Regions from separate parts of the Homo sapiens genome. Here regions 2 and 3 are each linked to region 1. Evidence: chromatin loops called from intact Hi-C (ENCODE). Cell type or tissue: PC-3. All regions are shown on one strand. Links, peaks and the distances in the headings refer to the core of each region. The heading gives the core; the rest is flanking DNA.

Evidence for each region. A loop is a pair of places that touch in the nucleus more often than their neighbours do. Peaks named below come from ENCODE experiments on the same cell type or tissue, not always from the same donor. Only the 100,000 strongest peaks of a DNase experiment are listed, where the experiment ranks them.
Region 2: it touches region 1 in a loop (8-fold over the local background); 9 of 110 quality-filtered maps call a loop at or near these places.
Region 3: a loop joins it to region 1, with 3 times the contacts of the local background. A loop is called at or near these places in 90 of 110 quality-filtered maps.

Annotation. Positions count from the first base shown.
Region 1 is chr21:15,479,835-15,487,952 of GRCh38, forward strand. No RefSeq gene overlaps it. Among named protein-coding and RNA genes, the nearest start is that of USP25, 250 kb to the right of the region's middle. RefSeq lists a silencer at 3,329-3,378. In PC-3, for the core only: a CTCF peak has its summit at 3,533 (motif pointing left); a DNase peak (open chromatin) is centred at 3,517.
Region 2 is chr21:15,238,255-15,246,372 of GRCh38, forward strand. No RefSeq gene overlaps it. Among named protein-coding and RNA genes, the nearest start is that of LINC02920, 180 kb to the left of the region's middle. RefSeq lists enhancers at 3,540-4,155, 4,156-4,770. In PC-3, for the core only: a CTCF peak has its summit at 3,983; no DNase peak of the experiment used is centred there; H3K27ac peaks cover 1,516 bases.
Region 3 is chr21:14,876,806-14,884,923 of GRCh38, forward strand. All of the region lies in intron 1 of ASMER1 (adipocyte associated metabolic related lncRNA 1), which reads right to left. Among named protein-coding and RNA genes, the nearest start is that of ASMER1, 38 kb to the right of the region's middle. RefSeq lists enhancers at 1,245-1,314, 2,723-3,017. In PC-3, for the core only: a CTCF peak has its summit at 4,030 (motif pointing right); DNase peaks (open chromatin) are centred at 2,356, 2,806 and 4,346; H3K4me3 peaks cover 856 bases; H3K27ac peaks cover 3,246 bases.

The sequences.
Region 1 (8,118 bases), core at 2,021-6,020:
GATTATGCGTTTCCTTTTTGCTTTCTTTTCTTACTCTCCTCTGTCTTTTCTTGAAAAAAAAAATGTACTAAGCACTAACCACAAGAACCTGCATGTGTCAGGTGCTGGAGATAAAATTGTGAACAAGGCACAGTGGGAAAATTCTAAGTAATGTCCAGCACTCATAACCAGTCACTTCTGGAAAGATTTTCTTCACTTTGCTGAAAGCTATATGAATCCAGTTTCATCCTACCATGTGGCAATTTCTACCCTTCTCTACCCCCACCACCCCAGTTTAAACTATATCATCTATTGCCTGGACTGCTGTAGGAGCCACCTTGGTAAATCTCTACATTCACTCGGATCCTATCCAATCCATCTTCTGCACAGGAGTCAGAGCAATTACATACAGGGTCTTGTGATTCTCGTGCTTAAAACGCTCCACTGGATTTCCCCGGCTCTTTAGATGGAAGCCAACACTCCTAACACGGCGGCCAAGGCCCTGTGTAATTTGTTCCATACCTGTTTATTCAGCTTCATCTACCACCCCTCTCTTCTTCACTGTCTGTTATCCAACCACAATGTTTTTCCATTTCTCAAACTTACCCTTTCTGCCTTGCAGCTTTGTAGCCTGCAATACTATTTTCCCACTTTGCCTTCTAGTTAACTCTGTCATCTTTTAAGTTTCAGTTCAGAATTCACTTCACCTACTGCACACCCAGCTACTTTTGTATTAATTTCATGGTATCATGTACCTCTCCTTCTTTCATCACATTTAATGATAATTCATGTTGTCTGTTTGATTATTTGATTAACCTCTGCCTGCCTCATTAGCCTATTAGCTCAATGATGACATAATGATTGCAAGGAAAATGTCTGCTGTGCTCTTAAGTGTGTTTGAGCGTGTGTGCACGCACGTCTAGCACATAGTAGATGCTCAACAAATACTAGTGGCATGGAGGCAGGAGGAAACAACTCACTGGTTGCATGAATGAACAAATAAAGATAGGAGTGTTCCTGTCCCCAGACCTTACAATCTAATGGGAAACAGATAATAAATAGACAATTTGAAGACAGTTTGATGAGTTCTGTGAGAAGACAAGTATAGTGTGCTACATGCAAACATAAGAGGGATACTGAATTCCAATTTGAAGGGGCTACTATAGTAGAGATGAAGAGGAATTATATAATCAAGAGTTACAATAGACATATTTACAGAAATGGAGCAGTTTCACATATCCAGCCCTTGCGGGGCTATGTATAGTAGTAAATAAGAACAGAAATACAAGCTGTGGAAATTCTGCTGCAAAGGCTGTATTTTAAAGTCTGAACTCTAAATGGTTGCAAACAGAGAGAGACTGAGAATTCTTCCAATTAGCACATCTGTCTTGACTCAGGAAGTGACTACACTGAGGCAGATCCACATAAAAACAGAGAACACAGAGGGAAGTCAACCTATGATTAAAAAAAAAAATTCAAATAATGACACAGTAAGAGGATCAGGGTCAAAACTGAAGATACTTTCCCCCTAAGCTGTGCATAGCTAGAAAAGATTAGTAGGGGCTGGGGGCAGTGGCTCACACCTGTAATCTCAGCACTTTGGGAGGCCGAGGTGGGCAGATCCCAAGGTCAAGATATCGAGACCATCCTGGCCAACGTGGTGAAACCCTGTCTCTACTAAAAATACAAAAATTAGCTAGGCGTGGTGGCAGGTGCCTGTAGTCCCAGCTATTCTGGAGGCCGAGGCAGCAGAATCGCTTGAAACCAGGTGGTGGAGGTTGCAGTGAGCCAAGATCGTGCCACTGCACTCCAGCCAGGCAACAGAGTGAGACTCCGTCTCAAAACAAAAAAAGAATGTAGAAAAGATTAGTAGGGGACCCAGGGATCTCATTTTAGTTAAAGCTGAGCACGGTTTCTGGGCATTTCATACATGTATGCATAGATATGCTTTATATGCATAATTGAATAAATTAAATATAGTTTATTGTAAATTACAGATGGGTCATTCTGAAGTAATCTTCTTTATTGCCGTTGCGAAGTCTCAATTAAAAAAAAATTAGTTACTGTTAAACATATATTTGGACACAAACAAATCCAAACAGCACATGCAGTTGAACTCCTGGATAGCCAAGCCAAGCAGCTCACGTTAGAGGACTGTGCTTGAAGAAGATCTGTTCCTGATGGTGAGCGGACCACATGTCATTCACAAGTACGTATACCCTTCAAATAGCTTTGCTATAGATTTGCCATGTAGCTTTCAAGGCCAGAGAAAGGGGGTCCCCTGAGGGTCTTTCTTTTTTTTTTTTTTTTAATAATGGAGCCCATGAACACTAGTGCAGAATGTAAATGTGAAGTCACAGAACCCATTTTTCCTAACTGTGATCACCCAGATTTTGCTGTAGGGTAGCAAATGACTGCAGATTCCAGGGGGAGAAGCCAAACAGCTCTCACTACCCTGAAAAAATGGAAGTCAGAAAAAGCATTCAACAATGTCACCCTGCTGCAAGCATGTTAGGAGCTGTCCCCAGAGACCTCATCTTCCTCTTCATCCTCAGCAAAGAAAATTAAATGTCACTAGTGAGCACAGAACCTCCCTCATTTCACCATTATCTTCTCTTTTCTAAAGATGCTTTATGTCCTTTCTGAAAGTACTAAAGAAATCCTTAATGATATCTAGAAATAATGTTTCTTTCTTGCACCCAGAATTTTCCTGCTCTTTGGAAAGTAACACTTCACTCTTTTTTTTTTTCTGAATTATTATTTACAGGGCAAGTTGACATTTTAGGACACAAATCAGATTATCAAGTTTAGTCTTGGTGAAATCACCTTATTATTTGTAAGAAATACCTGTCTTCAGTTAAAGCATGGGTAATCATTAATGATAAATATAATGTTATTTAATATGTGGTATGTAATTGGAGAGTGCCATAGGTGAGTGCAGACAGAAATAAACTAGTTTTCAAACTAACTGGCTCTACTCCATCTAGCTATGTGTCCCTAAATAAAGCACTTAACTGCTCTGTGCCACAAGAGTTTGCCACAAAACACAAAACTAGTAGAATCCTAAAGATCTCAAAAAGCCTGTATGTTTAAAAGAATGTCACTGTAACTTTGGGAAACTTTAAGGCACTGAACATGTTCGATATCATCAGAAGCTAGAAAAAATGATTAGGATTTTTCCTTTAAACTTTATACATTTGTGTTTTGTCTTGGTTTTGAGTATTTAGTGTTTTTTTCATTTTTAAATGAGCTTTGTAGTTAGTGCATTGGCCCTCAGGAACGATAATTTATTGTTTTTGTTTTATTTTAGGTTAAAGTAAAATTATGAGACTTCATATATTTCTGAGTGACTTAAGACTGTTCACTGGGAAACCACAGCTTGTGCACGATAGCACTGTGCTTGTATCAAGTGACCTCAGAGCTTTCCTGCATAGAATCCTTCCCCAATGCTCTTAATTTTCTGCGCTTGCAGGCAGGCCTTAGGCATCTTTCTGACCATCCTCGCGTATCCCAGAGTGGGCCTCGGTCTTTGCAGAGGTGTACCACCGCCCTCTGCTGGACAGATTGCAGCAAGTAGCCTCAGAGTCCCTTCTCAAGTGTGGGTTTCCTGCCCCGCCTCTCCTACACCATCAGACCTGAGTGGACATGTACAGTCTTCACAAAGGGTTAGGTGAAATTGATAATTTTAGAGGTTTGGGTATTTTACTAAAGATGCTTTGAGTAACATGATAAACAAGCATCTGACTTTTTAACTTGGGATTTTCAATGATACTCATTACAAACTGACTAGCATTCACATTTTGGAACACTCATTCCTTTTGACTGATTCAGCACACTTCGCCAGGTATTCTCCAATCAGAGAACTATTTTTATCTCACATGAATTAGAAGAGATGGTTCCTAACAGATAAAGATGATATTCCAATGAGATAAACCTTCTCCTTCTGAGTTAATTAGACATTGACTGGTAGGCTGTATTCTCAATCATTTTGCCATCAAATATTTTTTGAAAACCTACTACACACCCAGAAATCTTTTAAGTGTCAGGGATATAGCAAGAAATACAATACTTTAAAAAGATATATGCCAGTCACCTTGTATCTATTTCTGACCTGCTGAAATATAAGTTCTAATGGGAATACAACTAGAGTGACCAACCGTCTTGGTTTTCTCAGGATTCACAGGCTTCCTAGGATGCGATATTTTCAGTGCCAAAACAAGTACCAGGAAAATTGAAGGAGTTGGTTATGGTAAATACATCTCTACCATAAAAGATTGTAAACTACACTAGCATTTATTGAAAAATAGCCTTTCAATAGTGTTAGGTTCATCCTTAATACTATTCCTCTGAATAGTTTCTTCTCATTAAAAATGTGTTGCAATTTATAAATTACATAAAAATTAGTCTATTGAATTGTTGTTTGCAGAGCATTTTCTTATATACAAAAGAGCTGAGCAAACCTAAAATCATAAATTCAAATTTGCTCTGTGAAAGCCAAGCAAAGTAAATACCGGAAAAGCCAACCTCAATCTTGTAAGATGCAGAAAGAGCTTAGATTACCTATGCAGAGACACTTTAGAACAAAAGGGGAAATTAAAACCAGGAAAAGGTATTTATTAATGAAATCCCTGAGAAAGACAAACTATCAATCAGGTGATAACAAACGATAAAAGCTTAAAACTGGAAGATCCTAAAATTCACCCATTTTCTATCCAAACAAAACATTTTCTCCAGGATTTTGATGTTATTTATTAAAGCTTGAATACATCTTCTGACATATTATTCCAAAAAAAATTAGTCTTTATTTCTCACCAATAATTGTTTCCCATATTTTATTTAAATATGATCCTCTTAATTTTCTTAATTTTGCTTTAGATAATTTTTTAAAAAATATATAACTTCATATATCCATGTGTCGTTAGAACTAAAACTAAAATTCAATATTATTTTCTGCTTGACATCTGCTAAGAATGGAGGGTCTCAAATGGTCTAACTGCAAGTTCCCCTCCTCACTTTGCTTGTGAGAATAAAGCTCCCTAACTGAATAACTCTCCTTAGTGAGGTGACCAGGCACAATTTCTGCCTATTACTGGGGAGTAGGTTTCAGTTCCCAGCTAGCCTATGGATTTATTCAAACAAGCCAATCACGTCGTCTTGTGGGAACCAGGACATCATGCCCTCTTGATACTACAAAGCCTGCTCCCACAGCCCCTGGTTGTTCACTCTGTTCCTGGTGATATACTCCCTGGCATGCAGTGTCCTCCTCTCCTGGGCTGTGAGTATATGTGACTAATAAATTGCTGTCTATCCCATCTGTCCAGCACCAGGTATTGTGTATATGGCCATCACCTTAGCCCTAGCGTGGAAATCCCTTCCTCACTAATGGGGTAAAGAGGAGTCCATTAAAACAACCCATACCTATGATATCTTATACAATGCTACACAATTCTCCTCAGTCTTCTATTTTCCAGTGGTTTCCACTCTTATCCTGCAAAATCACTGCTGAGGTGAAGCTAGAAAATCATTGAAGTATAACAAGACATTGAAATAGGCATACTTTTTGATTGAGTGCAAATGAGGCTCTTATAATCACTGTTGAGAGATGAGTAAACTCAAAGCTTTTAAGAAGCTAGTTGCTTCATAAGAACTATAAGTGACGATTGGGGGGACTAGTATTCAGAAATTTTTGTAGACAAAGAAAAGTTGAAGGAAAAATATGCATTTGTTTAGCAAAGATTCTATTTTTTAAAAATCCAGTTCTAAATTTTATATGCTAAATGAGAAGCTGCTGTGTATGTTCACAAATCTACAGATAATTTCCTTCTCTGTTTTTATAAATGGTTTAATTCTTCTTTCAAACCTAAACTTATATGCCAGAAGTTGTAAGAACAACAAAAAAAAGCGACCATCCGAGTTTTAATACCTTACTTTGCTCCTACTCCCTGTGAAATAAAGAAATTGATAAGCAATGGACTGGTTACAGGTGGACATTAAGAATTATTCATAGAAAGTTAGCAGTGGAAAGGACATGAGGAACTCCCCAGCCCAACCATCCAGCTCTCACTGAATTAATGGATGTGAAAATGAGGTTCAGTAAATTGTCTGTGTGTCAGATGTCAGTGTCAGGCTCTCTAATTCTCAGCCCATTTCTTTTTCAGCACCCTTTGCCCCTCCCCCCACTTAAAATTAATTGAAAATTGACTAAAGAGCTTGGCCAGGTTCCTAATGTGGTAGCTTAGCATATTCACTGAATTGCAATGTAATGCATTAAGAAAGTCGTTCCTTTCTTACCCTGGTTCAGACACATTTCTCTGAGAATCTGAAGGACCAATACAAGATATGCCAATTAGAGAGTTCAGAATTTATGACGTCCATGGATTAACTAATCAATAATGCTACTTGGTATATTTCAAATTTAACAGAATTTGAAATGGCCTATGGTTACATATCAAGGAGGCATAATTATACAACATATCAAACATCTGTAGGATCAGCCCAGACTAGAACTTACCTATGCATATTTCCTGCATGCATGTGACAGTGTACACTACAAAGAATAAAGTCACCCAGTGGAAGCAAGAAGTACAAATCCAAACTGAACTGAAAATAGAGCTCTAGGAAGCCTCAGAAGCAAGAAGCTATTGCACAAGATGGATCCTTGGTTGAGAAGGGGATTCTTTGCAAGGTTAGACTAGATGAGACCAACCAGCTCAAATAAGTTGAATTAAAGGATAGACCAAATAGCTAGGAGAACTTACACACACATGCACACACACACATGCACACATGCATGCGTGCACACACACAGGCACACGTGCATGCATGCACACACACGCACACACATGCACACACCCATGTGCACACACACACGCACACATACACAAGTACACACACGCATGTGCGCACGCACACACATTCTTTTTTAGAAATTACGCAACTCAGAAATGCATCTCTAAATTATAGGGAGAAGAGAGGAAAAAAATACAGGTTTTGTGTATCCTGGCATCTCCAGAAAATATTGAAAAATGAAGACAGAAGTTCAGTTATTTTTTATCATATAGATGTTTTCCTTTTTCGAATTCCACATTAGGTTATGAAATTCTACTCTTCGGGATTAGAAGAGTAGAATCATATAGATGTTTTCCCTTTTTGAATTCCACATTAGGTTATGAAATTCTACTCTTTGGGAAAATTGCAAAATAAAATGAGAGTAATTTCATGGACCTTCAACCGTGATGAAATTCTTACCTTGAAAAGCTAAGAACAGTAAAGTAAATGATTGAGCAGGTAGGGCCTCCACAAGTGGAAGACTTTCCCAGCCAAATATCAGCAACAGCCAAAAAGACTAGGCCATTTCCAAAAAACTAACTCAACAATTAATAGTGATTTATTACTCAGGAACCTGACATTAATTAAAGCAAATTTAGCAGTATCCTTATCACTTGAAGTTGATGTTATTGCAGTTGGCTGGAAAGAGAGTACAAATTACTTCGGCAAGGCTGCCAGTCACTCACATCCTCCTAAAATGCCTTTCTACCCCAGCGGAAAGCTTTCTGGAACTCTCGAACCCCTAAATTAAATTATGTTGGAGGGACCCTAGCCTGAATGTTCTCTTAATCTTGGCCATCTGCACTTACTCAAATGTATGACTTTGCTCTTTTAACAACTCCAAAGAAAATGTATGATTAAAAGAAAAAGACAAATGGCCAGAAAAAAGATTTGAAGGTAAAAATTTACTTGGATTGTATAGTTTGATTTGCAAGAATACCAGACTTGGTTTAATAATTACTGGATAGTAATTATAGACACAAATATGTAATAGGTAATATTTAATTAATGTGTTGTAAGATGATAATCTGATAAATTCACTGAGTTCATTTCATTTGCTTTTGTGACAAACATAAATCCTAATTCACAACTCTGGGATACTTAAATAGTCCAAAATGCAAAACTAACAAGAACGAGACAATATTAAGTTCCTTTATATACATTTTCTAATTACCACAAATATTGACCTCTGACTTCAGCCTATATTCAAAATGAGACGCCAACATCTTAAAAGCTTAATATGTCTATCAGATGTCACAATTATACTTTAAATATTTTGGTGCTAAATATTTAAATATTTGGTTTTCTAAT
Region 2 (8,118 bases), core at 2,169-6,168, 240 kb before region 1:
TCTCCACTTTTTAGATAAGGGAACTGGGCTTTAGAAAGTTTAAATAATGGCCAGGTGCTGTGGCTCATGCCTGTAATCCCAGCACTTTGGGAGGCCAAGTAGGCCAGATCACCTGAGTTCAGGAGTTCGAGACCAGCCTGGCCAACATGGCGAAAACCCATCTCCACTAAAAGTACAAAAATTAGCCAGGCGTGGTGGCGGGCAATTGTAATCCCAGCTACTCAGGAGCCTGAGGCAGGAGAATCGCTTGAACCCAAGAGGCGAAGGTTGCAGTGAGCAGAGAGAGCGCTGAAGTTTAAATAACATGCTCAAATTGGTAGAGCGAGAATCTGAGCCTAGCATTTTTAGTCCAGAGTCCATAACTTAATAATTGGACTGAGAATTTACTGTAAACTTATCCTTCCATATTAAGTCCCAGAAATAATAGATAGAAGAGTGAAAGACTTTACAAAACACATTAATTAAAGTTATTGTGTTACTGCAAGATACTTTCTCTGAATTATTGGCATTTATAAAAATGAGACTAAAATTTTCATGAATGTGAAAATTGGCTAATCTTAGAAGGAAAGCGCTTTACTAATGGCTAACAGAATTAACTAGCAATAATAACGTCTATGGAAGAAAATGACTTTAAATACTGTTTTTCAAATGAGGAAGCATCTGTTGAACATCAACTGTACCCTGCATTTTGGAGGTCATACAAGACGTGTAAGATTTTGAACTTCAATACTAAATGATTGCTTAGGATAGTGTATATAAAGTCTCTAACATATTCCATTGCTTACAACACGTCAGTTAATATTGTTTTTTTTTTTTTTCCTTATTCTCTGTAATGAGCTTAAGATCCGGTTGGGGAAACGTGACTAACACATCTGAAATATACATAAACTAGTGAAATATAATTAGTATATGATGTAGTTTGGATATTTGTCCCTGCCCAAATCTCTTGTTGAAATGCAATCCCCAGTGTTGGAGGTGGGGCCTGGTAGGAGGTGTTTGGATCATGCGGGTGGATCCCTCATTAATGACTTAGGCCACCTCCTTGGTGATACGTGAGCTTGCTGTGTGAGTTCACAGGAGATCTGGCCATTTCAAGGTGGCACCCCTCCCATCTCTTGCTTCTACTTTGGCCGTGTGATGTGCCTACTCCCGCTTTGTCTTTCAGCATGATTATAAGCTTCCTGATGCGTCCCCAGAAGCCGAGCAGATGCTAGCCCCAAGATTCCTGTAAAGCCTGCAGAACCATGAGCCAATTAAACCTCTTTTCTTTATAAATTACCCAGTCTCAAGAATTTATTTATATAAATGCAATGCAATAATGGCCTAATACAGTGCAGTATAAGATACATGCAACATATTTATAATTATGTCCCACTCTAGTTTTCATATTGGGTTAATGGCAGTAAGAGAGGGTCTGAGCTAACTATTACATTGCATTGGAAAAGCTATGATTTTATTTTTCTTAAGTCCTTAGAAAGTGCAGATACAAAGAAGTGGAGATACTATATATATATATATATATATATATATATATATATATATATTTGAGACAGGGTCTCACTCTGTTGCAATCATGGCTCCCTGCAGCTTCAACCTCCTGGGCCCAAACAATCCTCCTGCCTCAGCCTTCCCAAGTAGCTGGAATTATGGGCATGCACCACTGCACTGGGCTAACATATATATATATATACACACATATATGTATATGTATATGGTAGAGTCAAGAGTTCTTGCAAAGTTGCCCAAACTTTAACCCCAGGGCTGAAACAACCCTCCTGCCTCAGCCTCCCAAAGGGCTGGGATTACAGGCGTGAGCCAACGTGCCCAGCCACATGCAATATTTTAAATAGAAGTGAATAGTTAGGTTAGATTTCCAAAAGGAATGGGTATTTTACAGGTTGTTAAGATTTGCTTAGGTGAAGAGTCAGGAATTTATTTTAGGAAGATGAAATAATTTGAATGTATACAAGATTAAATATGAGTTTAGGGGAATATTTAATGTATTGATACAATTGAGTTAGACTCTTTAAAACTGAAAAAAAAATTCATAAACTTCCAGCAAAATGATAAGATTTTAAATCTTTTGACTAATTTGGGTTAAGCAGTATAATCATGATGAATGTCTTGGTAGCATATTATCCCAAGTGAATTAAGCATTATGACTGGTGACATCTGACCCCAGGAGCTTTTGAGACAAAACAAGGGGACATATCAAATGTCTGGTTTTACTCCAAAAAAACTTCAGAGTCTGGCTAAAGGCAAGTATTTTAAACATGTTTCTTAGGATAACAGCCCAGGTTTTAGGACTCTTCCAAGTCATTTGGAGAAGAGACTGTTAAATTAGAAACATCAGCTTTAGGTCTATCTGATCAGGTATTAATTTGTCCTTACAAATGAAGGTTTTTCTCCTTGTGGTGAAAATATCAAGTTAATCATCTCATGCAACTCTCAGTACTCAATATATTACCCTTAAAGTCACATACACATTAGAATGTACAGTGAAGCAGTGATTAATGAAATATCATTTCCTAATAGGGCAAAAATTGTGTCTGGAGATACACATTTTTGCTTTTGTCTTTGTTTTTTACAGTCTTGGCATATCTTGTGTATTTTTAAGGGAATAATTTTATAAAATGAAAGTCTAAATCTTGGGAGTGACTTTTTATTTTAGAGGAGAAAATTGGATCTTGCTCAAGCTGAGATATATTGGCATTAGTCCTGCTGTGGTATATCTTGAAAAGACAACAGAAATACAACTCGACTATTATACTGCCATTCTGTTTATGCAAACTTGCAATATTCTGCATGCTGCCTGGTACATTCCAGAGACAGGAGGAGCCAAACAAAACACTTTAATAACATTAGCTCATATGAATTCATTTTTTATACAGTGCACATGGAATGAAATGTATAATCTTATCAGAATTAATTGAAATCACATGCCAAAAATGGAAATACGGTTCATTGTCTTTAATTTGGCCAAGTGCCATTTAATACCAAAAACATTTCACACAACTTCATTATTTATATAGTGTATCTAGTGGGCATCAAATGGGATAATATATATTAAAAAAGCTAAAAACCATCCTAAAATGTAAGGTTTTCATAATAATAGCTCCCTTTGACTCAGTGTATTTTAAAAGGAAAATGTGGTATTTGTGTAGTACTTTGTATTGTGAACTTCCATTTGGTTATTTCATCAATGAGTGATTCTAAACTGTCTTTGTGAAATCTATTGATATGCTAATGCTACTGCAACTTGCAATATATAAAATGACATAAAATCAAATATGTTTAACATTAGAATATTTTTTCTCCAAATAATTCTGAAAGAAAGGTAGAGGAAACTTAAAACTTAAGACAAAACTGATTTTAAATAAATTTTATGAATGTTTAAAGATAATATTGTAAGGTAATTAATTCCTCATTTTGGTCTCTGCAAATATTTGAAATACAATGCTAGGAAATTGTTGGCACTTGGATCCTAATGTCATCACTTTTCAGATCCAATTTCTAACAAATATAATCATTGCTAAGCACAATATGGGGAAAATGGCACTGGTGGGTTAGGTCATGACTATATGCAACAAACAATACAATTAACATGTTGGTACTTAGATGAAGAAAAGTACACTTTTCTTGCTCTGAAATATATCCAATTCTTACTAAGACAACTGAATTTAAAATTGTGTTTCCAAACACAATTTGGGTTCACCAGATTCCATGGTGCTGTTTCTTTAACCCTGGAAGATAAGCCTATTTATCATCTTGCTATACCTCACCATGGGTTCTTCCAATTCCACACTCTGCCTTGCAGTCTTACTGGCAGTATTCTGACACTTATTATGCAGTTCTGGGCACCCTAACCTTAGTGACCTGACCTCTTGGTGAGGGGACTTTTGACTTTGCATCCCAATCTTTCAGGATAACCATAAGGCACTTCACAATTGAATTCTGATACCTGCCCATTTACAACTACCAGGGAAAAGTCACTTGGGAGTCCAGGTGGGGGAGTAGTTTGATCAATTAATAACACTCCAGCTGCATCATTTTCCAACAGGAAGAGCAACTCTATTGGTCAACATCTGACTATTCAAAATTCTCCACTTACAAGAATATCTCCTGTCCTTAAATTCAAGGACTTAGTTAAAGCAGTAAGCAAACCCAGCAGGAAGTCCTCTTTGAAGTGCAGGAGCTCAGATATGCAAAAGTCTTGATCAGCACATGCTTGAAAAGTGCTTACTCTTCTCCCCTTTGGGATTGGCCATTAACTCAATTCTGGACATTCTCAAATAAAGCTGTTTTTCAGGTTGCTTCAACTTCAGAGTCAATAAGTGAGTGGCTTTCGTCAACAAGGGTTAATAAACACTTTCCTCTGCCTCCCGCCTCCTCACATTCCAAAGTGGACTCATTTAGCATGAATACATTAGCATTTGTAAGGGACAGCCTTACAGTTATCTACATGGAGTTCCTGGGATTACTGCAGTCTTTCTTATTTATTCTCCCTGCCTTCAAATCTCTTCCTGCTTCAAAAGATCCTACATATAACTGCATGAAAAATCTTCAACAGTCACCTCATTCTATGACTTGAGAGCTTCCCCAGGGGTCCATGTCCCATCTTATTGACTCTGCTCAACATCTCCCACCGTTCTCTCTCAACATCCCATTATTTTGACACCTCTTTCAACATGCTTCAGTGTTATTTGTCTACTCCTGGTGTCATTATTTCTGCTGTGTATATTTTTTGCCTCTGCTATAAGTTGCATTTGCATTACAATTTTTAAATTTTAAAATTGCCTTCCTCCAGAAATTCTGCTGTGGTTTACCTACCTCTGACTCATCCCCTTTCTATTCATTATATCCTCCACATAAATATATGAAATTTTACCCTATTATCTTTAAGCTGTTCTTTAACAATAGGACAATATTAATAACTACCATTTTCCAAGTCTTACTGCATTCCTTCACATATTATTTTTTATCATAGCAACAATCTTCTGAGGTAGATATTATATTTATTTTATAGAAGAGAAACTGAAGCTTAAGGAAGTTAAGTAAGTTTATTAAGGTCACCCACATAGGGATTACCAGGGCTGGGATGTGAACCCAGATTTGGAACATCATACATAATTACTCTACTGTGCTTCTGGCTACTCAAGACACTAACCTTTACTAAACACCTAGTAGATATCGGATTCCACAGCTAAGTGATGGAGACAATAAGAGCATAGTCTCTGCCTGTCCCCCGGTTTCTCACAGCCTGGTGGAAGAAAGGATGTGGATGTCATGAGAGCAATGTGATAAATGTTCAAACATGTGGAACTGCACGGGTAAATAAGGGTGACTTATGAGAGGAAGCGACAGCTGAATTTGAAGTGGGAAGAAGGAGCTTGCCAGATAACAAGGAGAGAGGAAGTGGCCTTCTAGGTGCAGGGAAGTACCAAAACAAAGGTGTAGGAGCAGGAAGGGTCTTTAAACGTTAGGTTAGGTAAGGGCTCTTCACCCAGAGTGGCCAGAATGCAGGACTCGGATTTAGAGTGGTTGGAGGAGGATTCAGAGGCCCTGGAGACTTATAGCCCGAAGGGCTCGTATGAAGACTAAGGGGGTAGGACTTTATCTTCTGACATGTAGTTGGCTCTGTAACATATTTCCTCTGAATTACTTTCCCTCCTGATTAAATCATAAAGGCTTTGAGGACATCTAAGCTCTTCTTATTCCCACCTGGATACTCTTCCATATAGAAAGGGAGTCATCTGTTTATTGGAGGCATTGGATGATCTGCTGTTTTTCTTGGTTGAGACTTGGTACCACCAAGAAGCAGTCAGTGCCCTCATTTTGGGAAGTATTAGATGCCTCCTGAAGATGTGGAGTCCTCATCCCAAAAGAAGTTAGATAGCTATTTTTCAAGTAGTGTGATACTTGTGGAATCTGTATTAAAAATCCTGATAAGGAGCAAAAAGAGAAAGAGGCCCAACAGTAGCTTTAAAATAGAGAATGATCCTAGAGAAGATAAAACAGAAAGATCCAGAAGGGGACAGGTGCGTCATAATCAACATGCATCAGTTTTGCGTTGGTGAAGGGCAGTATTTTTATTATCGTTAAAATGAGATCACTTTTTTGCACTAGGCCAGTGTGAAAAGAAAGACTTCAGGAAGGTGATGTAAGTTTAAAAGTGAGGGGAAAATCAGAAAAAAAAAAAAAGAAAAGAAAATCCAGGAGTTATATCAGTAATTCTGTGAAAGACAGCATAACATGGGTGTGTTCCTGCAGCTGTAATAGAGATATTATCCTTCTTGCTAATGAAAAGAATGGGTGGTCTTAAAGATATTTATAACCATGCAGTTTGAAGCTCATGCTGTTTTAAGTGTGAGAAGAGATTTCTTGGGGCTCTGTTTTGTAGGGAATTATTAAAATAACCTGGGAAAATGAAATTGCAGCACTCCAGAATGTACCCTGGCCATCTACCACCTTACATGGAATGAGGGTGTCTTTGGCCTAGAGGGCTCTATTGTAGAAAATGTGACAACTGTCCTCTTCTAGAGTTTCAAAACAGTGCTATTTAGTGATCCAACCTTGGCAGGTCAAAAAGGAGAGAATCAATGTCCTAATTCCAAGTTCATCCATCTAGAATGCGGCTTAAAATAATACAGAGAAATAAAATAGCTGTGTAGAATTCTTTTAACAGCAAAATCCTATGCCAAGGTTTAAAATTCAATAAATGAAGTGATGGAAAGCAAATGTTTAAAAAATGCGATATGGTTGACTATTAAGTTTCCAGGACAGGCTGCTTGAGTTCAGATACCTGTTCTGCAGCTCACTAGCAGTGTGACCTTGGGGACTTGATCAAAATCTGGCCTCTGTTTCTTCATCTGTAAAAGAAGGATAAACATGGCATCTGCCTCACAGCATTGTGAAAATTAAATGTGTTACTGTGCATTAAGCACTTGGGACAGTGTTGGCACACAGCAAGTCCTCACTAAATGTTAACGTTACCTTTTTTTGAGTCCGTAAATCTCTTTCAAGAGTATAAAGATTTGTAAAAGAGATGCATTTGAATTTGTAATATAATTGTTTTTAAAATGATTAAGATGATAGGTTGAACACATGAATGTATTTAATACTTTTAACAACTCTATCTATTGGTACCAGAGATTTGAATTTCTCCCTCTCTCTCTCTTTCTGTCTCTCTCATTCTATGTATTCTTTTTTCCCTTCTTAACCCTAGTTCACACTGTAGCATGTATAGGAGGGTAGGAGGGTAGGAGGGAACTGGCCACTACACTATGAGAATTTAATACACACATGTACACACAACTTAAAACTTTTCTCAATACATATCACCCTCCTCATCACCCATACTTTCTCTGCACATACTGAATCAGAAAAACTGGGGGTACCAAGGTACCTCCACTTATAACCTACTGCCTAGATTTTCATACACATTAAAGTTTATGGATAAATGTCCAAGATTCTTAAGTAAGGTTTAACTAATACTGAGTAACCAAAGTTTTATATGCCTTACTTTATAATACCTATTTGGCACCTAAACATGTTGACTCTGAATTTCAATTCTTTCATTAAATTAATTTTTTCTCTTCATAAATTGGACGCTTTTGGTGGCAGGTAGAACACACATGTCAAAATGAGCCATCACACATATTTATGGGTATCGTCTTTAAGACCCTTCCTCTACCAATCTCATCAGGGTTTAGGCAATAATGTTAATCTAAGGATATGGTCATTTTACTCTTAAAAACCAAAAGAAAATGTTTTCTTTTATACCACGGAAGTGGATCCCTGTGCTGAGTGTAATTTCTATGACTCTGATTTTTGCCTCTGGGTCATCTTTTCTTGAAATGCTCCCAAGATGAATATTTGCCTGCAAGGTCATCCTCCGACATGTCGTCCAGTTTGAATCTCAGCACTCTAAAACAGGGCCCTTTCCACAAAAGCCTTCAACTTCAGAAAGAGCTGCCTTTTATGTGGCTCATGAATATGGTCTAACTGCTTCAAGCTCTCCTCTCTGACCTTTGTCCTATTTAGTGGAGTTCAATTGTCTCCCACATTTATTTAAGCTAATGATAGAAGCATTAAGCAAAAGTTGAAAAAAGGGACAAA
Region 3 (8,118 bases), core at 2,169-6,168, 600 kb before region 1:
CAACTGAGGGGCCACCATCCCCGTCACCCTCCTTTCTGATGCCTTTTCTCCTGATCATCCCTTCTTCTTCCTTCTTCTTTGTCTGGCTTCTTTTGTTCTTCCTTTTTCTGTCCCTCACTCCTCCTTACATTATATTCCCAGCTTCCTTTGGGATTTTTGTTTTAACATAAGGAGAACCTTACCATCGATGTCAAGCTCAGCATGATATAACCAATTACCCTAAAACCACAGCCATCTAGCCTTATCTTGTATTAAAAAAAAAAAAAAGAAAAAAAAACAGATGTTGCCTATAATTGTATATCTGCTCAGGTTTAAACATAAATTGCAGTGAGAATTCTTAAGGCAAGAATACCATTGAACCAAAATACGTTATAACAGAAAGGGGTCTCAGATGCTTATTACCTCCTCCCAACTGTATTTCATTTTACAACAAAGCAAATCACAGCTTGGAAAAGTTAAATGAGTTCCTAAGGTTCCACAATAAATAAGGGCGAAGGGGCCACTACTTAGGACCCAGATCTCCTGATCCCTATCTAGTGATTTTTTTTACTTCATGAATTTTAATGTAAAAAAAGAAAAAGAAGCCACAGATCCTCTAGACCCTTATGCAATATAGGGAAATATTCCTTAACCCCAATCGTGCTTTAATCCTTCTTCTACTGAAACAAATACAGCTAATGAATTAGAGATGCTCTTTTGTTCTCCTGTTAACTATCTGACCTTAAGGAAGTCACTCAACCAATTGGTTCTCAGTATTCTCTTTCCACACTGAGGGAAGTGGACAGATAATCTATGGTTGCTTCCAGCTCCAAAATTCAGTGACCCTTTAAGCTTAACTTCTTTCACCAGAATACCTGTCATTTCTAGGTAAATAGTGTTCTCAGTCCTTTCTGTTAAAAGAGGTTAAGTAAATAAAAAGGAAAGATCAGGCTATGCTTTTGGCCTAGATTATAACTTTGTGACCAAGGATGAAGGAATTTAATAGCAATAAGAAAGCTTCCAGGGTCTACCATTTACAATTTAAATACTTTACTTGGGAGGTTAAAAGTTCAAAGTTGAGTCACAGTCTGAGGTGGCTCTGCTCTTCCTTTTTAATTATCTGAGGTCAGGAAGTTAATAATACGAGAAATCCCCAGCGGAGACCTCTTGTGCACTGTGTGAACTTTAAACTTGCTCATTTTTTTCTTAAGGGTAAAAAGTTCAGCAGAAACACAGTGGACTTTTCCTCTTAGCCTCCACCCATTCATCCCCCAAGGTCAAAAGTTGAACTGTAAAACAGAAACCCTTGTTCTCTGATCCACATTTAAACAGATCACTTATTAAAAGGTAAACATTCCACATGCAAGCCAAAGTTCCAAGTGAATCTGCTCAATAAAAATAAAAAAACTGTAATAAAGTCTTTGATCTTTTCCACTTGTCTTAGAATTGAACAACAGAATTTATTTTCTCGTTTTTTGAATCTCAGAGAAGGGGCAGTCATATAAGCTCTTTCCTCACCTACCTCTGCCCTGAGATTGGCATATCTAAAAGAGATAAACCTAAGATATTTTAAAATAGTCAGATTTGGAGCCTTACCTTAAGGCAATTTCTTCAACTAATTCTACGCCATTTATGTTTGTTTATTTGTTTTGCTCAAACAGGAATTCAAGAACAGCAAATGTGATTTAAATCAGAGATATAAAGTACTACAGAATAAAAAGGAGTTTGCTGAAAATGGTAGAGGATGCTGTATTAGTCCGTTTTGCTGCTGATAAAGACATATCTGAGACTGGGCAATTTACAAAAGAAAGAGGTTTAGTGGACTTACAGTTCCACTTGGCTGGGGAAGCCTCACAATCATGGTGGAAGGTGATAGGCATGTCTCATATGGATGGCACAGGCAAAAAAAAAAAAATGCTTGGGCAGGGAAACTTCCTCTTATAAAACCATCGGATCTCGTGAGACTTATTTACTATCATGAGAACAGCATGGGAAAGACCTCCCACCAGGTCCCCCCGACCCACCACAACACGTGGGAATTTAATATGAGATTTGGGTGGGGACAAAACCAAACCATATCAGATGCAGAGAAAATAAAGAAATGGATGAATATATCCAATGAACCTCATATGAATAATGAATGGAAAATATCTGAGATCTTCACAGTGTTAAAGCTCAAACAAGAAGTGAAATAAATAGCTACAGAGCTCCAAATAAGTATTTAATGATAGTGACAAGACTCACTTTCTTGAAGTAATGATGGCAAACTTTAAAAGTATGGAAAAGCCATTGACCGAATACTAACCCAATCCAATCAGCATGCTTAGGAAAACTCCCTGAGATGATCACATGAAGCTGTTATTTCATGCAACCCATGTGTCCGTTTTTTTCAATGTGTACTTATTGGAAATGCTTTCACTTGTTTAAACAAGTCCTACCTGTGACTCAATATTTGTTTAAAAACTTTTTAAGAAAGCATCTTTGTCACCGTTTATCTATCTAAATGCGAATAATACCACTTGCTTCCCACCTTAATAATTTTTGTAAAGATTCTCATTAGAGAATACTTAAGCACAGAAAACGGTAAGAGCCTTGAAATTAAGATATACAATGAACACGTTTATAATAAATACTTTTCACTGATGTCAGTTTCGACAGTGTCATTTAAGTTTAAACGACTTTGTGATCACTTCTAACACAAATCAAAACTAGAAGATATGGCTCTAAGTAAGTTGTGTTCTAGATCCATTTACACTGTGAGTAACATTCACGACACCCTCTGGGACTCCTGGATGCAGCTGGTGACCCAGACCCAGGAATGACACAGCCAGGAAGGAAGTGAGGAAGGTGCACAGAGCTACTTCCTCTTGTTAGAACTCCCCTCTCAACAGCTGTAAGGAAGAATGGAAATTCCCTATGAATCAAAGTGTGACTTCGAAGTATGGGATACAATTTGAGAGACCTGATCATATTGATTAGGATGTTGACCAAAAGGAAGTCACTGCATTTCATTTGGACACTACTCAGACATTTAAGCTGGTATGACATTCATGAGAAACTTCTGGTTTCAATTCATCTTTTTCCCATGAATATTTATGTTCCTTTTTTTTAATCTTTAAGTCAGTTCATGATATTCAAGCTAGTTATTTCCAACCTTCTGTCTGACTGAATTCTGTATTAAATCTTTCTTTGTTTCCCCCCTGCAAAACAGGTTAATTCATGAGAGGCTATTATATAGCAAGGACCATGCTGCCATGCTGTCTGTGTTCTGGGCATATGTACCCTCAAAGTCCTCATAGGATAGAAATAGTACTAAATCTGTATACAATGAACTGGACACAACAATGTGGGGACTATACTACAAATACTATGAACAAAGTGCCGGGAGAACCCTGAGTCTTTGCCATGTTCTTTGATGCCTTTGTGCCTTACACATTCTGATCCCGCCACCTAAAATAATCCTCTTGTCCTTCATCCCTGGGACCCTGTACTCTGCCTCAGTGCTTCTCTTCCTACACACTTCACCTCCCCTTGCCTCTCTGAATGTAAGTGTCTCTTCCACAGCAATCTGTGCAAAGACTAACACCAGAGTAACTATCTTACAGTATTGTAACACTTAGCTAATTTTTCTGCCTCCAACAATAAATTCTGATCTATTTGAGGAAGTGAACTCCAATACCATTCTCAAGGAAGTCCTTTTTTAGAAATATAGACTGAAACCTGACAGAAAAGGGATTCAGTGTATATCCTAAAGGATGGCATAGGAGAGCTGAGACTTAGCAGGGTATACACTAGAGTGGTCTCATGCTCTTCTTGCCAGCACACCACTAGGTTAGCAGTTCTCAACTTTGGCTGTAGTTGGTATAACCTGGAAGCTTTAAGATATTTTTGATGTCTAGGTCTCAGTTCTAGAAATTTTGAATTCACTGGAATGGAGTAGATTTGGGTCATTAAGGTTTTTAACTGTTCCCAGGTGATACTGGGGATGATGAGAACTTAAGGATGAGAATCAATGCACAGCAAGACACTGTGAAATGGGAATAGATGTTAGAAGCCACCATTGGCACTAGGGGTCACAAATGGATTGCCAATTTAAGAATACCTTATTTTTCATAATTCTCTTAAGGAATAAGTTTTCTTCCACCTGAACTGTTTCAGCAGTTCTATTATCCTCATGATAATATGAGCTTTCTTAGCATATTACACCAACGTCTCTGTAAAATCAACCAATCTTTTTCTTTATCTTCATTAATATCTTGTGTGCTGAATCATGTAAAACTGCTTCCTATTGCCTAAGTGTGTCATGCAAACCTTTCCCCATACCATCCTATATATCTGCTTCCAGGAATGCCTTTCCTCTTAATCCCCCAGGAATTCATACTCACACTTTAAGACCTGGAGCCAGACATAGTAGCTCATGCCTATAATGGCACTGACTCAGGAAGATCACTTGAGGCTTGGAGTTTGAGACCAGCCTGATAAACATAGCAAGATCCTGTCTCTAAAAAAACAAAAACAACCCCGTCTCTACTAAAAATACAAAAACATTAGCTGGGCATAGTGGTGGGTGCCTGTCGTCCCAGCTACTCGGGAGGCTGAGGCAGGAGAATGGCATGAACCCGGGAGGCAGAGCTTGCAGTGAGCCGAGATTGTGCCACTGCACTCCAGCCTGCGTAACAGAGCAAAACTCCGTCTCAAAAATAAATAAATAAATAAACAAATATAAAAATAAAAAATAAAAAACAACTGAGCATAGTGGCTTGCAGTTGTAGTTCCAGCTACTTGGGAAGCTGAGGCAGGAAGATTGCTTGAGCTCAGAAGTTTGAGGTGCAAGTCAGCCATGACGGTATTACTGCACTCCAACCTGGGCAACAGAGCAAGACTCTGACTCTAAAAAAAAAGGAAGAAAGCAAAGACCCTTCTTAGGCTTGTCTTTTTACTCCTGTTCTGTGATGCATACAACTTGGTTTACCATTCAATTTCAATCAAAACAGTTAACACATTGCTATCTCTTTGCCACTTACTGTCTTGTTCTGTTTAGGCTGCTGTAACAAAATACCATAAACTGTGTAGCTTATAAACAACAGAAATTTATTTCTCACAGTTCTGGAGTCTGGGAAGTTCAAAATCAAGGTGCCAGCAGATTCCATGTCTAGGGAAGGCTGGTTTCCTGATCCATGGATCATACCTTCTCTCTGTATACTCACATGGTGGAAGGGCCAAGGGATCTCTCTCAGGGCTCTTTTATAAGGGCACTAGTTCCATTCATGAAGACTCCACCCTCATGACTTAATCACATCCCAAAGGCCCTACCTCCTAATACCATCACCTTGGGTATTAGGATTTCAACATATGAGTAAATTTTGAGAAAACACAAATATTCAAGCCATAGCACTTCTCTTGAATTTTTTTGAAATTCCCAAGGGCAGAAAATGTCTTTTTCTGGACATGCTAATTCCAGTATGCATACTGTATTTGATTCATGGGAGGTGCTAAATGAACGACTATTGAATAAATGGATGGAAGGATGGATAGAGGGACAGATAGAAAGAGGATTATGTAAATTAATTCCTTCATCTATTTATCACTTACGGGGATTCTCACTATACTCATCATTGAGGAAAGAGAATGACTTCCTCTTATGCATCTTTAAGAAGTTATGAGGCCCAGGAGCCTGAGCCAATTACACATAATTAGGGACTCCAGGCCAGGGGAGGGAGGGTGCCCAGGAAAAACAGTGACAATCATGATTTCCTTGGTCATGTTAAGATTTTCTAGATAAATAAATAGAAGCAAAACATTCTAGTCAAGTTGTGTCTCAAAATGCTAACTTTCTAGATGATTGCTTAGCCCTGAGCCAAGTCTCCTTTTGCTCTTCCCTCCCGTTTGTCACATTGGCCTTGAGGTCTTCTTCAGAGAATCATAATCAGCATAAAAGAATGTGCTCCGGCTGGGCGCGGTGGCTCACGCTTGTAATCCCAGCATTTTGGGAGTCTGAGGCAGATGGATTGCCTGAGGTCAGGAGTTCAAGACCAGCCTGACTGACATAGTGAAACCCCATCTCTACTAAAAAAAAGTACAAAAATTAGCTGGGCATGGTGGTGGGTGCCTGTAATCCCAGCTACTAGGGAGGCTGAGGCAGGAGAATCATGTGAACCTGGGAGGCGGAGGTTCCAGTAAGCCAAGACCGGACCATTGTACTCCAGACCGGCAACAAGATCAAAACTCCATCTCAAAAAAAAAAAAAAAAAAAAAGAAAGAAAAGAAAAAAGAAGAAGAAGAATTTGCAATTTGCTCCTCCTCTCTCGATTTGAGTTCCAGCTGGAATTTGAAAAAAAAATTATGGGTTCATAGGTTTGTTCGTGCTAAAAGGAATTTTAGGCACCATCTCATCGTGTCCCTACATCTTACAGATCTAGAAGCACTTGGGAAAAGTTTGGCAAATGCATAGTCTATGGCAGTTACCAGTGTAGCTAGATGGTTCTGGGCCACATCAGCATGGGAAGGCCAATGAAATCACATCAACCTTAGCACCCAGATCTTCCAGGAATTGGGCCCTTCTTAAGGTCTTCTGTACTTCCAGGAAGTCTCAAGAGGAAAGCTCATGTGTACTCAGAAATAAGCCCTGGCCTCTTTGTCCCTGGCCTCTTCCTCAAAGACCCCCTCACCAAGTCCCTGGTCTGGGTCCCTCTCTGAGAATAGTCCACCCTGAGTACCACTATCCTCTGTGGTCAGCTCTAGAGCTCCAAGGCTGAGGACACTAGTCCTCCTACAGGGGTGGAAGAGATAAGGGAGTGGGAGGAAGGGAAGGGAGGTGGAGAAAGAAAGGTATTGAAAAGCATAGGAAGAAAGCAATCTTCCTCCAGCTTTCAAGCAGCACTTTGTTACTGGTGGGTCAGACATAACTTGGTGTTTTCGAATTTGGCTCTAAAATTAGGTCCAGATTTCAAATTTGTCCCTGCTACTTAGCATCTTTTTGATTTTTAGCAACATAGAAAACCTTTCTGAACTTGAATTTTTACTTTTTCCCTTCTTTAATATAATGGAAATGATAATTCTGTCCTCATAAAATTATTGTTAGCATTAAATGGAATACTGTATTGTTATACCAGTGACTGAGCAGAGTGCCAGAAGTTAGTAAGCACTCAACAAATGATATGGATATTATTATTTTCGTCTCCATTGTTCTCATCACTACTAGTTTAATTGTTCATTGACATAGCTCCTTCAGCTTCTGCTCCTAACCCTGCTCTCAATTGTTTTCAATGGGAGTAACTCAGGCCAGCTGGAAGAAATCAATGCCTCCCCAACCTCTTTGTTTCCTACCCCCATTTCCAGATACCTGTATATAAAACTTCTTTTTTTCTCCGTTTCTTCACAAGACAGTTTGGGAACCAATTGGTACAAAGAGTTCCTTACAAAGCCATTTTTAACTCCATTAGCGGGTCAGCTAGGACATCCCAGCTGCTTTACTAGTAAAGTCCATCTGTCCTTCTGAAATAATGGCAGATGTAATTGCCACTTTTCATTACAGGAAAACAACAAATACACATTTTGGTAGCTTGATTTCCCCCAAAGGAGCTCTTGCCTTTCCAGTAATAGAGTTCTAGCTAGACACACGGTTGGCCGAAGACAATCCTTCCCACCTTCAACCATGCAGATGAGAGCAATACCCCAAAACTGAGCAGAGCAAGATGATGAAAAGAACCCCAAGCCAAAATAACTTTGTAATTATCCATCCAGTAACTCTGATAGGTCTGGACTGTTTCAACAACTATATTTAGACCTCTGTGTTCACCCTATAGCCTAAATACCAGGTGGTGTCGTTTCTAAACACTGCAAAGAGAAAGTTTTGTTTAGACATCAATGCAACCCCCAAAGACAATATTTAATTAAAATATTAATACTGGTCATATGCCCACAAAGTAGCTGGGAAAGCAAGCACCCTTTCATTCCCAATATAGAAGCCTCAGGCCGGGCGCGGTGGCTCACGCCTGTAATCCCAGCACTTTGGGAGGCCGAGGCGGGTGGATCATGAGGTCAGGAGATCGAGACCATCCTGGCTAACAAGGTGAAACCCCGTCTCTACTAAAAATACAAAAAATTAGCCGGGCGCGGTGGCGGGCGCCTGTAGTCCCA